Regions from separate parts of the Homo sapiens genome. Here regions 1, 2, 4 and 5 are each linked to region 3. Evidence: chromatin contacts called from ENCODE Hi-C data. All regions are on one chromosome and are shown on one strand. Each heading gives the region's core, a stretch centred on a gene start or an enhancer-like site at or near the end of the contact. The rest is flanking DNA. Distances are from core to core; before and after follow the strand shown. Region 1 holds the start of RPL22 (ribosomal protein L22). Region 2 holds the start of NOL9 (nucleolar protein 9). Region 3 holds the start of LRRC47 (leucine rich repeat containing 47). Region 4 holds the start of KLHL21 (kelch like family member 21). Region 5 holds the start of NPHP4 (nephrocystin 4).

Region 1 (2,700 bases), core at 70-2,569, 2.4 Mb before region 3:
TATTATTAAAATGTAGATGCTTGAGGAGGGGCACAGGGAGGTGAAACTCAGACATCTGAGGAGAGGGTGCTGCTCTGCTAGGGCTGGTGTCTCTGAGGAGAAAACGAGGCTGGTTCTGCAAATGTTGGAATAAGTGCAGACTGGATTCCACTGCTGCTTCCAGAATGTTCCAACTGCCACCTCCAGGATAAAGAAGCAAGAGTGGATGACACCAGACAGGACAGGAGCAAGCAGGAAGCAAAGCCCCCTATTGATAGAGCCAAACCGGGATCAGCTGGAAAGCAGAAGTGTTTGCAGAGGCCCAGCCTGATCATTATAGAGCCAAGAACAGCAGCTGGCTTTGGAGCTTGGTCAACCGGCTTGAGGCCTGAGTTGAAAGCTAGACCCATCAGCACAGTCTCTTCTGGTGATTGGACTTTTGCTAGGTGAGTACACTGAAGCCAGGTAAAGGGAGTGGAGAGTGTGTGTGCCACTGAGTGATTTACAATTCAGGATCCTGGAATATAATTCCGTGAGGACGCAGCGGGTGACTGGGTGCAAAGTAGCCCAGTTCAAGGGACCTGTGGGCCTGGGGATGAGGACCTTTGCTTCTCCACATGCGGTCCATGGACTCGCAGCATCAGCATCGTCTGAGAGCTTGTGAGAAATGCAGAATTTCAGGCCACTGAGACCGCTGGAATTGGAATCTGCATTTTCCAGATCTCCTGGTGGTCCTCAACTACTTACTGGTTTGGGATGGGAAACTAGAAGGCTTGGGCTGGGAAACTAGGGAGTGGTGATCAGCGAGGGGGCGGCCTGGCTACAGCAAAAAGGACAGGCACTGGGAGACAGCCCCTGGGCATGAGCTTCCAAGCTGGGGCTTTTTGAGGAAGCCATAGTGGTCTGGCATTGGGACCTCTGAACGAAATTTCCCGGTGGCTACAAGGAATTTTCCCACTTCCCCAAATTAGTAGATTCGATTTCCATCCCACTAGCTGGTAATTTACAGTATAGTGAATTTCCTTATTTCTTTTTTCTTCCCAAGACTTTCAAAAAGTAAAGCCAACCCCTTTATTTATCTTTGGGCTCGTCCAGTCTGGCTTCCCCCCTCCGATCGTTCGCAGTGGGACAGCCCGCCGGGCCTCCTTCCTTCCCCAGAAACCCTCCAGGCCTGGGAGAGGACGCGTTTTGCATTCAGGAAAAACCAATCGCTCCCCTATCGTACATAACCAAGAGAAAAGGTGGCGGACGAGGGGCGTGGCAAAGTGATTAGTGCGGCCTGGACCCTGCGTGCCTTGCGCGCTGCGGGCTCTTTGCGTCTGCGTAGTTCGCTCACCTCCCTTTCTAACTCCGCTGCCGCCATGGCTCCTGTGGTTAGTATGGCTCCGCGTGAGGCCTCGGCTCCAGGGGAGGCACGTGGGCCTCGCCGAGCCCGGCATCTACCCAGGCTCGCTGGGGACGGCGCCCTGCAGCGTCCTGCTGGGGTGGGCTGGCAGGTCGGCCGGAGCGGGCCAGAGCCCCTGCCGATCCCAGCACGTTGTAGGCGGAGGAGGCCGCGGCCCGAGGCTCGTGAGGGAGATCCGGGAGGTCTCGGAGGCCCGGGGCCCCAGCTAGGGGCTAGCGGGGAGCTGGAGCCTGGAGACTGCGGTCTGGGCCGGCCACTGGTCCTCGGACCCCGGCCGGGGGCCTGATTACCTGGGTGGAGGGCGGGGAAGAAGAACGGGACCTGCTACCCTGGGGAGCCGCGCATTCGGAAGTCCACGGCCAAGACTCGGGGACGAATCCGCGGAAGGGCGGCTTGGTCGGCGTGCTTTCGGAGAGGAGGCCTGGGTTTGAGGAGCTTTTTAGCGTCCCCAGAGGAAATTAGTTTATCAGGGCGCACTGTACAGACCCAAACGGGTGTTGCAGTGGTGTAGGGAGAAGGCTCTCATTGCATTCTCCTTTAGCTATGCTGGGACTGGGCTGTGCGGCGCCCTCCTCCTAGGTTATTTGAGAAAGTTGTTTTTCCGTGTTCTTCGTCCCAAGATCCTACTTTTCCTCTTTTGTTGGGACTCCCTGGTTAACATTTCCGGTTCTTCTGCTCTTTCTGTCTGGTTGGGCTTTTGAATGCCTTTTGGTTTAAAACCTTGATGGAGAAGTATCAAGCCCGTTGTGGGTAGGTCTCTTGATTGATTGTGTGTGTTCGGAATAGATCTTAAAGTACCCCTCTTAGATTATTACTGCGAAGAGACGTTGTAAAAAATAAATCAGTGATTTTTGTAGTGGCCAAATGTTTGAAAAGTTGATCCAGTTAACACAAGTTTTAGATGAAGTTCTTTTAAACATGAAGGGAGGTAAGATGTGTTTTTGGAAAAGTCTATTTAGTTCTGCAGAGCTTTTAAACGTGAAAGTACAGGTTGGTACGATGCACAAGTGCATTAATGGTGTCAAGTTTGTAGAGAGATAAGATTAACACAAGCTTCTTCGTAAGAGTGAAGAAACTGGAACCTTGTAGGATGTGCTTTGCCGGGTGGTTTGGAAGTACTAATGCATAGATGAAGCGAATCAAAATGTCAGAAGTTCTTGACGGTAGTGTTGTAATAAGATTCTAGGTTTTAGCCTTAACCTTGTCCAAGCTGGAGTGGACAGGCACCTAGAATACTTTGCAACTCCCTTCATGAGAAGGTGGATGAGACAGGATTAAGGGAGATGAGCTAAGACGGATCAGGACCCTACTCTGAA
Region 2 (2,700 bases), core at 33-2,532, 2.8 Mb before region 3:
TGAAGTTACAATACAACACATTCTAACAGCAAGGGTGAAATAATTGGAAACTGGCCGAAGTGTCTAGGAAGGTCTAGCCAGCACTTAGGTGGCAAGTGGATTGATGAACAAGGCCTGGGGACAGTTCAAGGGGCAAAGGCAGAGGCAAGGTCCTGTTTGGAGGATGGCAGCCAGAGGGGCCCTATAGCCAGGGGTCCCACTAAGTGTGGCTCTGCTGGCCCCTCACTCACCTGTCACACAGGGTCACCTCGGGTCTGTGCCTCACCTGCAGACAGCCAGAATGGAGAGGGAACAGGCCTGCCAGGAGGTAATCTCCGGGGAGGGTGAAGTCAGGAGAAGACTCCGTGCTATGGCAGGCAAAGGCCCAGCAGCAGGAAATGAGAAGCTGCAGGCCGACCAGGCGAGCCGTGCAGAGCAGCATGCTGGCCAGATGCCCGCGCCTGGCATGGCCAAGGAGTGGCCTCTAAGGAGGCCAGTTGCTTAAATAGAAGGCAGCTGCCGGATGCTTCCTAACTTCAGGCCCCCAAAAGGGGTGGGACTGGAGCCCAGTGGCTGAAGCAGGACTGTTTGCCTTGACATTCCGGGCCTGCGGTCCCACTCAGGAACTGGGCAGGACGAAGGCACAGATGCAAACCAGGTGGCACCCAGTGACCCTTCCTCTGGACGGTTGTGGGTTCTGTCCACGCTCTGTGACTTCACCTGGCTTAGAAAAGGAGCTCTGGCATTTTGGGGCGAGGTGGGAGGCTGGAACACAATTTCTCCGGGTGTTGCGAGGTTTCAGAACTTTTTACCTGGGCCTCAGTTTACTAAATGAGACACAGCTTTGAGTCGACACCCCCCTGCCCCAGTCTCCAGTTTTCTGACATTAAGATTCTGAGCAAATTGTCATATACTTTCGCCTTGTTACCCAGGGTTGCTCACTTCGAAACAAATGCATGCAAACCGAAGGTATGCAAATAGACATGTTTTGTTTAAACTGCCAATCCTAAAGCTTTTTCTGCAGGAGAAAAAAAATATCCCGGTGTTTTTCCGGAGAGGTGGCCCATGGCTGGTCGCGAGGTTTCTGGCTTTCTCTCTCCGGCCGGCTGGGGTAGGGAATTTGCGTAACGTAAATGGAGTCCTCCGTGGAGCCCCTCGACCAGATCGGCTGGAACCTCCTAGTGTGCTTCCGGAGGTTGCCGGCAGAGGGCGCCGGCGGCTCGGAGGCCCCTCTTTTCGGCAGCTGGGAGGGCAGCGGGGCGGACCGACGGGATCTCGCGAGATTCTCGCGCGGTAGGCCCTGAGGACCCAGCATGGCGGACTCGGGACTGCTGCTAAAGCGGGGTTCCTGCCGTTCCACTTGGCTGCGGGTCCGCAAGGCCCGGCCCCAGCTCATCCTCAGCCGCCGGCCCCGCCGCCGGCTCGGGAGCCTGCGCTGGTGCGGTCGGCGGCGCCTACGGTGGCGGTTACTGCAAGCCCAGGCGTCCGGCGTGGACTGGAGGGAGGGAGCCCGCCAGGTGTCGCGCGCGGCGGCGGCCCGGAGACCCAACACCGCGACCCCCAGCCCGATCCCTAGCCCGACCCCGGCCTCCGAACCCGAGTCCGAACCCGAACTCGAATCCGCCTCGAGTTGCCACCGGCCTCTCCTCATCCCACCGGTGCGGCCCGTGGGCCCCGGCCGCGCGTTGCTGCTGCTGCCGGTCGAGCAGGTAGGTGGGGGGCGCCGGTAGTAGTCCCCGAGGGCAGGGAGGGCTGGAGAGGCAGCCCCGGGAGAGCTGCAGGGTAGGAGAGGACCGTGGTCCCCCGGGCCTGTTCTCTGGCTGCCAGTCGGATTCAAGTCCATCCTCTTGATGGTTGGTGGCAACTAGGCTCCCCTGAGCAGCAGGGTAACAGGTACCCTGCTAAGGGGTCCCTAGGCCTTACGAGCTAAAGGGACTTTATTTTGTTTTGTTTTCTTTCTTTCTTTTTCTTTTTGAGACAGAGTCTCACTCTGTCCCCCAGGCTGGAGTGCAGTGGCACAATCTCGGCTCACTGCAACCTCCGCATCCCGGGTTGAAGCGATTCCCCTGCCTCAGCCTCCGGAGTAGTTGGGACTACAGGCGCGTGCCACCTCGCCCGGCTATATTTTTTGTATTTTTAGTAGAAACGGGGTTTCGCCATGTTAGCCAGGATAGTCTCGATCTCCTGACCTTGTGATCCACCCGCCTCGGCCTCTCAAAGTGCTGGGATTACAGGTGTGAACCACCGCACCTGGAACTCTGAAAGGGATTTTAATAGTTAAAAAAAAAAAAGGTTGCAATTACTGAGAGCTCAGAAATTCCAGGATTTAAGGGTTCCAAAAGTGTTTTAGGCTTTGAACCCATTTAAACATCCAGCTCTCTTACGGAGTAGTTGTCCCTCTCTCTAAGTGTTTACAGACGAGGAGACTGAGGTTGGGTAACTTACACAGTAGAGGGAGAGCTAGGAGTCGAACTCAGGCAGCCTGATTCTTAACGTGGATGCCATTCCTGGAGATTCCCTGTCTAATGCAGGAGGGAAGGCAAAACCCAGGAAGTTCTGGAAGAGACTTGGCAAGCTGTGGGTCTTTAAAAGGACAGAGTGGTAGAGTCTGTCTGAACCAGGAGCACAGAGCCGAGTTCACGGTCACCATGCTTTCTCTGTAGCTGCCATGGGGTATGATCTTAGTTTAAAAATATAAAGTATGGGCCAGGCGCGGTGGCT
Region 3 (2,700 bases), core at 159-2,658:
GCACTCCAGCCTGGGTAACAGAGCAAGACTCTGTCTCAATAAATAAATAAATAAATAAATAAGAATTTGGGGGCTGGGTGCGGTGGCTTGTGCCTGTGAGCCCAGCACTTTGGGGGGCTGAGGCGAGCAGATCACCTGAGGTCAGGTGTTCGAGACCAGCCTGGCCAACATGGCGAAAACCGGTTAATATAAAAATTATATTAACACGGTTAATATAAAAATTAACCGGCCACGGTGGCATGCACCTGTAGTTCCAGCGGGAGGCTGAGGCAGGAGAATTGCTTGAACCCAGGAGGCGGAGGTTGCAGTGAACCAAGATAGCATCACTGCACTCCAGCCTGGGTGACAGAGCGAGACTCCGTCTCAAGAAAAAAAAAAGAATTTTGGTTTTGGTTTACACCACTCAAAAGTGCAGGAATTCCAAAACAAGCCGGTCGGGGCACAGTAGAGCACAGACTCTGGCTCCTCCATCCGCCCGCACCCCACCCTGTGAAAGGAAAATAAATCTCAAAACCCCACAATCACTAAGTCAAAGGAAAAAGTCAAGCTGGGAACTGCTTCGGGCAAATCGGCCTCCCGTCTTATTCCTAAATAAGATAGTTACAAATACATATTTTTAAAGCTACACACCTCCCTCACAATTTGCCCACAAAGAAATTCTCTGTGGGCCTCAAGATCTTTACCCTAAAACAGTTCTGTTGAATTTCACCCTGGCAATGCAAATTGATAGCTTCCCTTCACAGGTGCGAGACAAAGGACTGAACTCAAAGCCATCCCTCTGCTCACCTAGACAAATGCATATCTGATCGCTTCCTTTGCTCTACTGTTTACGTAGAAATGAAGATTCAGTAAGCCAGACTAAAGCATAAGCGACTATTCCTCTACCCGCGTCTCACATGCATAATAAATTGTGCAGTCAGCGAAAGGCTGAACAAAGACTCAAAAGAATGCACCCTCCGGTCTCTTCTCTACCTGTGACCTGAAAGCCCTCTCCTGGAATTGTCCAGCCTTTCTGGGCTGAACCAAGGTACACTCGCACGTGTTGATTGATGTCTCACGTCTCCCCAAAATGTACAAAACCAAGCTGCATCCCAACTTCCCTGGGCACCATCGTCACGATCTCCTAGGGTTGTGACACTGGCGTGTCCTTAACCTTGGCAAAATAAACTTTTTACATTTCATTGAGTCCTGTCTCAGATATTTTTGGGTTCATAACCCCCACCCTCACCCCTACCCGCGGAGAGAGCGAGCCGCTCTCCAGCCCCTCCCCGGCTCTACGCAGGAGAGGCCACTCTCCTCTATGGCACGCGCGGCGGCACTCTAGCAGCCAGGTGGCTTCTCTATGGGCTTTTCCGGCACAGGTCGGAAGTGGCGCGCGCTGCCCCGGAAGCACCCTGGTGGGTGGGTGCCTGCCAGCAGCTGAGGCGCCATGGCGGCGGCAGCGGTGTCAGAGTCTTGGCCGGAGCTGGAGCTGGCTGAGCGCGAGCGGCGGCGGGAGCTGCTGCTGACGGGGCCCGGGCTGGAGGAGCGAGTGCGGGCGGCGGGTGGGCAGCTGCCGCCGCGGCTTTTCACCCTGCCGCTGCTGCACTACTTGGAAGTGAGCGGCTGCGGGAGCTTGCGCGCGCCGGGGCCTGGCCTGGCGCAGGGCCTGCCGCAGCTGCACAGCCTCGTGCTGCGGCGCAACGCGCTGGGGCCCGGCCTGAGCCCCGAGCTCGGGCCGCTGCCTGCCCTTCGGGTGCTCGACCTGTCGGGCAACGCGCTGGAGGCGCTGCCGCCGGGCCAAGGCCTGGGCCCCGCCGAGCCGCCGGGCCTTCCGCAGCTGCAGAGCCTCAACCTCAGCGGCAACCGGCTGCGCGAGCTGCCAGCCGACCTGGCGCGCTGCGCCCCGCGCCTGCAGAGCCTCAACCTCACCGGCAATTGCCTAGACTCCTTTCCCGCCGAGCTCTTTCGCCCCGGCGCGCTGCCCCTGCTCAGTGAACTGGCGGCTGCTGACAACTGCCTCCGAGAACTCAGCCCCGACATCGCCCACCTGGCCTCGCTCAAGGTCAGCGGGGGCTGCCCGGGCGGGGCGGGATGGGGCCTTGGAGTAGCCCTGGAGAAGGAACCCCTCTCGGGGCCGAGCAGTTCCTAGTGACGCCCCCTGGGGCACTGGGCCCAGGGAATTCCTACAAGGCTGAAAGGAGCCAGCTGCGGGGGGCATCACCCCTGGGAAGCAGATGCCGCCTTCCAACTCCCCCTTCTCCTGGCCACACCAACATACTAGGTGGCCTCTGAACTCCCCCGCATTCTGTTAACTGGACTTTTACACGTGGTACGCTATTTTGTAATTGTTAGCAAACCTGGCTTCTCCTGTAGATCGAGCGTAGAGACCTGTCTTTTTTGTATCTAGTACTTGTGAAGTGACTTGAGAGTGAGTCTGGTGGTGAAGGGGGCACCCTGGATTTTGCATAATGCCACATGCTGTGATCTTGAAGATTATATTTCACTTCATCCTAATAGCAGCTTTCCAAGGTAGGGGTGGTTATTCCTGTTTTACAGAAAGCCAAAGGGCCTGCCCAAAGTAAGCAGCAGGTAACTTGGGTTTTTCTCCAGACTATATTGTCCAGCGTCTGTTTACTAATTAATCTTGGATCCCCAGGCCCCGCGATAATGCTTGGCCTATAACAGGTGCCCATTGAATCTGTTGCCTAAAAGAAAGTA
Region 4 (2,700 bases), core at 64-2,563, 2.8 Mb before region 3:
CTGCGGTTCTCATTTCAGAGGTGGAATAAAAACAAAATGTCTTCTGGAAACGCTACGCGGCCCTAGACCTCGCTGGAACCAGGAAATGATAGCCAGCTCCCATGCGCGTGGCCTGCTCTGGGACCCACGTGGGCGGGCGCCTTCCTCAGGAATGCGTTCTCAAAGGCCCACCGGTGTAGGGGGGCTGGAAAACAGCACAAACCCAAGTGTTCTCTGCAAAGCAGCAGTCCTGGTGGTGAAATAGGGGTCTTTTCTAAAACTGAGCAAAGCCTACCTTCCACTGAGGAAAAAATGGCCTCCAAGGGAGGGCTCTTTTTCCCCTACAAGTGACATTCAAAGTGGTGCTGTGTCTATCGGAACTAAAATAAGGGCGATTCCTTCTTTCACCATTCCCCACCGCAGTACAAGTGACGGCGGGACTGTGCTTAGTGGCGTCATCTAGTTTCAAGGCGGTCTCCTATCTGACTTTGAGCCCTCGCTCTTTATACCCAGTTACCCTCTCGTGGAGTCCGAGCAGCTGCTTCAGGGAGGCCCGGGAGCCCCTAGGGCGGGCAGCCCCGGAGCCTGCAGCTGCGACGCAGACTCGGAAACTACAACTGCGCGTGAAGCCGACTAAAGTTAACGCCTGTGTGATTGAGTCAGAAGCTCCTTCAGGAACACAGGAGTGGGGCCGACTCCTGGAATCCGGCCCCGGGTCGCTTATAAATGCGCCAAGAAAAAAACGTCACCGAAAAACTTTATACGCGTTCTTGCTTTGGTCCAGAATGGTAAAAAGCCTATCCTTTGAGTGTGTCCCGTGATGGGGTTAACTAGCAACCCTTGAAACTAGTGGAACTCAAAAGCAAAACAAAAAGCCATTGTACCCAGCCGCCCCGGGACCTGGGCCGGCGCCCTTGGGAAGTCTGGCGTGAAAGGAGGGGTGGCTTTGGTTTCAGGGCCGAGCTCGCCTCTCCCGGGTTGGGTTCAGCAGCCGGGCCGGGTGGGTCGTGGGCAACCCCGGGAGGCCCCCGGTCCCGGCGCGCGGCGAGGCCGCCCTCGGACCTGGCACTTGTCACTCGCTGTCCCCGGCCCGGGCGTCAGCGGGGAGACGCAGAAGGGCGGAGGGAGGGAGCCGGCCGCGGACAGCGGTGACTCAGCCTGCGGAGCCGGGGGCGGGCGCCGCGCGGGGGACAGGCGAGCCCGCGCTCGCGGGGGGCGGTGGCGCCCGGCACAGAGGGGTTAAGGGGGCGGTGCAGACGTCTCCCCGCCCATCCCGCCCCTCGAGAGCCGCGGCGCCCCGCCCTATTTATAGCAGCGGTGCCTAGCGCGCCGCGTCTCTCCGCAGGCCCCGGCCGCGGCGTCCTCGACAACCTATCGAAGGCGCCATGGAGCGACCGGCGCCCCTGGCCGTGCTTCCCTTCTCGGACCCCGCGCACGCCCTGAGCCTGCTGCGCGGCCTGAGCCAGCTGCGCGCCGAGCGCAAGTTCCTGGACGTGACCCTGGAGGCGGCGGGCGGGCGCGACTTCCCGGCGCACCGTGCGGTGCTGGCCGCCGCCAGCCCCTACTTCCGCGCCATGTTCGCGGGGCAGCTGCGCGAGAGCCGCGCCGAGCGGGTGCGCCTGCACGGAGTGCCTCCCGACATGCTGCAGCTGCTGCTGGACTTCAGCTACACGGGCCGCGTGGCGGTAAGCGGCGACAACGCTGAGCCGCTGCTGCGCGCCGCCGACCTGCTGCAGTTCCCGGCCGTGAAGGAGGCGTGCGGGGCCTTCCTGCAGCAGCAGCTCGACCTGGCCAACTGCCTGGACATGCAGGACTTCGCTGAGGCCTTCAGCTGCTCGGGACTGGCGAGCGCGGCGCAGCGGTTCATTCTGCGCCACGTGGGCGAGCTGGGCGCCGAGCAGCTGGAGCGGCTGCCACTGGCGCGCCTGCTGCGCTACCTGCGGGACGACGGGCTGTGTGTGCCCAAGGAGGAGGCCGCCTACCAGCTGGCGCTGCGCTGGGTCCGCGCTGACCCGCCGCGCCGCGCCGCGCACTGGCCGCAGCTGCTGGAGGCCGTGCGCCTGCCCTTCGTGCGCCGCTTCTACCTGTTGGCGCACGTCGAGGCCGAGCCGCTGGTGGCGCGCTGCCCACCCTGCCTGCGCCTGCTGCGCGAGGCGCGCGACTTCCAGGCGGCGCGCTACGACCGCCACGACCGCGGGCCCTGTCCCCGAATGCGTCCTCGCCCGTCCACCGGTCTCGCCGAGATCCTCGTGCTCGTGGGCGGCTGCGACCAGGACTGTGACGAGCTGGTCACTGTCGACTGCTACAACCCGCAGACGGGTCAGTGGCGCTACCTGGCCGAGTTCCCAGACCACCTGGGCGGAGGCTACAGCATCGTGGCGCTGGGCAATGACATCTACGTGACGGGTGAGTGGGCCAGGGGCTGGGCAGGCTCTCTGGGGTTGAACCTCGCCGGTACGGGAGCCCAGCTATTCGCGGGGGAAGCGCACAGAGCCTGGAATCCTAGGGGCGCACCTGAGTCCAAGCTGGGGCTCTGGTGACTACATGTCTCTGGGCGATACTTTTAACCTTGAAGAAGGGCCCCTTGTGTGAGCCGGGACAAGTAGCTGCTTGTGGGTCTCTGTGCCCCGTGCGGCCGGGGCTGCCAGGCTGAGCCAACTCCGTGCCCAGGAGGTGCCTCCCCACTTGGTTGGAAGATACTGGGGCATTCACCCCGCACAA
Region 5 (2,733 bases), core at 151-2,650, 2.2 Mb before region 3:
AAGCAAGAAAGTTACCAACCCCAAAAATGCTGAATCACAAAGTGAGGCTGAGCAGGAAAGTGGGGGTGGGGAGGGAAGGAGACGGTGGCCAGGGAGGAAAGGTGCTAAGGGGCTTTCCACCTGGAGCACCCCGGGATGCTGCGGGCAAAGCACAGTCCCTGTAAGAGCCCCCAGGACAAATGCCAGGAGGAGGGACACCAGGATGCGGCTGGTTGGCGGGGTGGGAAGGTGGGCAGGTACCCCGGCTGCTGCTAATGCCGCAGGACGCGGTGCAGCAGTGGGGTCTTTGCATCCTGGGAGCAGCAGCAGGTAGGGAGGTGCGGAAGTGCTTTGTGCCAAGGCCTGGCAGGAGGGAGAAGCTTAAGATAGGAGTAGGGGCTCAGGGTCAGAAGTGGCGGTGTGTGTGCTGTAAACAGCCCGAGGAACTGGTGCAGGAAGCAGGGTCACAGTCTTGGGGAGCAGGGTAAGGTGGTGAGAGCGTGCCCGCGGGGAGAGGTCGGAGGGGCTGGGGGCAGAATGGGAGGGTGGGGAAAGGGACCGGAGCGACACAGGGACAGGCAGCGAGAACGACGGATGAGCCTTGAGAAGCGATCAGGAGGAGAGATGGGGAGGACCGGGAACAGCAGCGCCCCGGTGGGGCTGCGCAGAGGCCGGGAGAGGGGATGAGAGGAGGATGGAGGAAAGGGGAGGGCGAGGCTGCTAGGACCGGAGCGGGCAGAGATGGGGAAGAGGTGCACCGGGAAGAGGGACGGCGGCAGGGGCAGGGGTCAGGGATGCGAGCTGAAGGGTCGGGCGGGCGGGAGGACAGGGAAGGAAAGACAGAAAGGGATGGGGGAAGGGAGACGATGGAGAAGGAGGTGAGGAGGCTGGAGAGGAGGTGAGACAGCGGCGGAGGCAGGGACGCAGGGCCGGGGAAGAAGAGATGGAGACGGGACCGCGGCGCCTGCCGCAGCGCGGGCCTCGCGGATACCCGCCGCCGCCGTCCCGGAGCAGCTTGGTGGAAAGCGCGCCCCGCCGGGGTCTCCCCGGTACTCACCTGGGGGCTCCAGCTCCGGATCCTGTGCCCCGCGCCGGATCTTCCTTCCCGCCCTGCCCCTGCGACTTTAGCGCCCCCGAATCCCGCTAGCTCCTGCAGGTTCCGCCAGCAGCATCTTCACCTCGTGGGACGCCCGGGGCCACGCCTCTTCCAGCTTCTGATTGGCTATTGTTCACGCCAGTCACATTACCATTGGTTGAGGGGTCGTCGGACATGCAAATCAGGATGGGCCCGCCGCCGCACCGATTGGCTGGCGCTCGCAAAGCGCAGCCCTCGACTTGGGCTCTGATTGGCTCCGCGGCCCTGACGGCGACAGTGACGCGAGGCGGGTTCTTGGACTGAGTGTGCGGCGCGGTGCGCCGCCTTCCGAGGCTCCTCCCGCGGGTGGCAGCGGACGGGGCGCGCCCCTCGGCCAGTCCTCGGTCCTCAGGCTTGTGGCTCCGTTGAGCACCGGCCGCCGGGCCTCTGGGTCCGTCGAGTGGAGACTCTCTGAAAAGCGTGGGCTCCGTGGCCTCCGGCGCGGCCGCGGCGGGTCGGTCTCCTAGGTAACGCGGCCCGCGGCGGGCGGAACCATGTGGGCCGGCGCCGCGGGGGAGGTTGGACGCGGCCTCGAGGCACAGGGGGCCTCAGTGTTGGCCAGAGCCTCGGGGTTCGGGGGTAGGGTGGTCCACGCCGTCCCTGCGTGGGGGCCCGGTGCCTGGGGTGCGGCGGTGGCGCGCGGCGGGGGCTGTCCCCGCGTTAGTCGCAGGCGTCCCCCCTCGTCGGGACACTTGGGGTCGGGGCCGCTGGGTGCCGTTTGGCTACGTGGGTTCCTTTCTGCCCTTGCCCTTTGCCCCCTGCCCCCTGCCCCCTGCCCCCTGCCCCCTGGCCTCTCTGCAGCCCCTCGGCTGAAGGGAGCGCGGTACCGATGTTCTGGGCCTTGGCTCCCCGCGCCCTAGTCCGCGCGCATCCTTCCCAGGCCGGAGTCCGCGGACCCCGCCTGGCCGCGCCCCTCCGCCCCTCCTCCCCGCCCCCCGGCTCCAGCTCCGGCTCCGGCTGTCAGTTCCCCGCGGTGGCTCTGCGGCCTTCGGGCGTCCCTGCGAGGCTTTGTACCCGGCGCCGTCCCGGCCTTCTGCGCCCCTTTCCTGCCTTGGAACCTCCCGGCCGACCCGGCCCGGAAGGCGCCACCCGCTCCCGCGTGCCCTTCCCCACGCGTGCAGGCTGCTCCCGCCCGCCCCCGGGCTTGCAGGCACCTCGCTGCCCGAGATTCCTCGTGTCTAACTTCTTAGGAGACCGCTGCTTTCTGCCTCCGTGTGTCGCGATGTGTGGCTTTGGTGGACGTCTGTGAAGGAAATCCAGCCTCTCGCGTGTGTAGTTGGCAAAAGGAGGAGTATTTCTGTTGATGGTGGGCAGCGCCTCCCGGTCCTAACCCAGGGCTCCGTTCGTTGCACCTCCTCTGTGCAGTTTCCGTAGGTCACACTTGTGTCTTTTTGTATGCTAATTTGTGCCCCGTTTCTTTACATTCTATGGGGGTAGCGAGCTTGTCTGCTGTGTTCAAGACCGTTTCTCCCGGGCGCAGGGTAGGTGCTGAAAGAATGCTCATGAATGAGGGAATTCCAGGCAGTGCTTAATCAGACCTCTGCTTCCCCAAAAGCTCCCCAAGGCATCTGGGTCTCAGGCATTACACATTTTCCATTCCGGGAAGGAGGCTTCCCGGA

The links. A loop is a pair of places that touch in the nucleus more often than their neighbours do. Pooled maps may share reads with other maps.
Region 1: a pooled map shows a loop between it and region 3 (17-fold over the local background). The contact joins the promoter of RPL22 here to the promoter of LRRC47 in region 3. A Hi-C loop is called at or near these places in 8 of 50 pooled maps.
Region 2: a map of CD8-positive, alpha-beta T cell shows a loop between it and region 3 (22-fold over the local background). The contact joins the promoter of NOL9 here to the promoter of LRRC47 in region 3. A Hi-C loop is called at or near these places in 2 of 168 maps with a recorded cell type or tissue (CD4-positive, alpha-beta T cell and CD8-positive, alpha-beta T cell), 1 of 37 single-sample maps with no recorded cell type and 8 of 50 pooled maps.
Region 4: a map of naive thymus-derived CD4-positive, alpha-beta T cell shows a loop between it and region 3 (10-fold over the local background). The contact joins the promoter of KLHL21 here to the promoter of LRRC47 in region 3. A Hi-C loop is called at or near these places in 1 of 168 maps with a recorded cell type or tissue (naive thymus-derived CD4-positive, alpha-beta T cell), 1 of 37 single-sample maps with no recorded cell type and 6 of 50 pooled maps.
Region 5: a map of CD8-positive, alpha-beta T cell shows a loop between it and region 3 (6-fold over the local background). The contact joins the promoter of NPHP4 here to the promoter of LRRC47 in region 3. A Hi-C loop is called at or near these places in 1 of 168 maps with a recorded cell type or tissue (CD8-positive, alpha-beta T cell), 1 of 37 single-sample maps with no recorded cell type and 9 of 50 pooled maps.

What each region holds. Positions count from the first base shown.
Region 1 is chr1:6,198,214-6,200,913 of GRCh38, reverse strand. It overlaps RPL22 (ribosomal protein L22), which reads left to right and starts at 1,319. Exons shown (of 4, transcript NM_000983.4): 1 at 1,319-1,352. The coding sequence starts at 1,341. RefSeq lists a silencer at 1,428-1,567.
Region 2 is chr1:6,553,095-6,555,794 of GRCh38, reverse strand. It overlaps NOL9 (nucleolar protein 9), which reads left to right and starts at 1,282. Exons shown (of 12, transcript NM_024654.5): 1 at 1,282-1,688. The coding sequence starts at 1,293. It overlaps TAS1R1 (taste 1 receptor member 1), which reads right to left and starts at 488. Exons shown (of 6, transcript NM_138697.4): 1 at 231-488. The coding sequence starts at 421. RefSeq lists a silencer at 1,317-1,576.
Region 3 is chr1:3,795,206-3,797,905 of GRCh38, reverse strand. It overlaps LRRC47 (leucine rich repeat containing 47), which reads left to right and starts at 1,408. Exons shown (of 7, transcript NM_020710.3): 1 at 1,408-2,044. The coding sequence starts at 1,430. RefSeq lists an enhancer at 1,227-1,521 and a silencer at 1,637-1,846.
Region 4 is chr1:6,601,482-6,604,181 of GRCh38, reverse strand. It overlaps KLHL21 (kelch like family member 21), which reads left to right and starts at 1,313. Exons shown (of 4, transcript NM_014851.4): 1 at 1,313-2,385. The coding sequence starts at 1,365. It overlaps LOC107984913 (a long non-coding RNA gene), which reads left to right. Exons shown (of 2, transcript XR_001737882.3): 2 at 1-735. RefSeq lists enhancers at 358-507, 548-707, 728-817, 2,578-2,627, 2,658-2,700 and silencers at 908-1,297, 1,898-2,057, 2,238-2,317.
Region 5 is chr1:5,991,092-5,993,824 of GRCh38, reverse strand. NPHP4 (nephrocystin 4) reads left to right here and starts at 1,400. Exons shown (of 30, transcript NM_015102.5): 1 at 1,400-1,581. It also overlaps a transcript of KCNAB2 not described here. RefSeq lists enhancers at 51-100, 1,977-2,733 and silencers at 851-1,100, 1,181-1,360, 1,401-1,570, 1,721-1,900.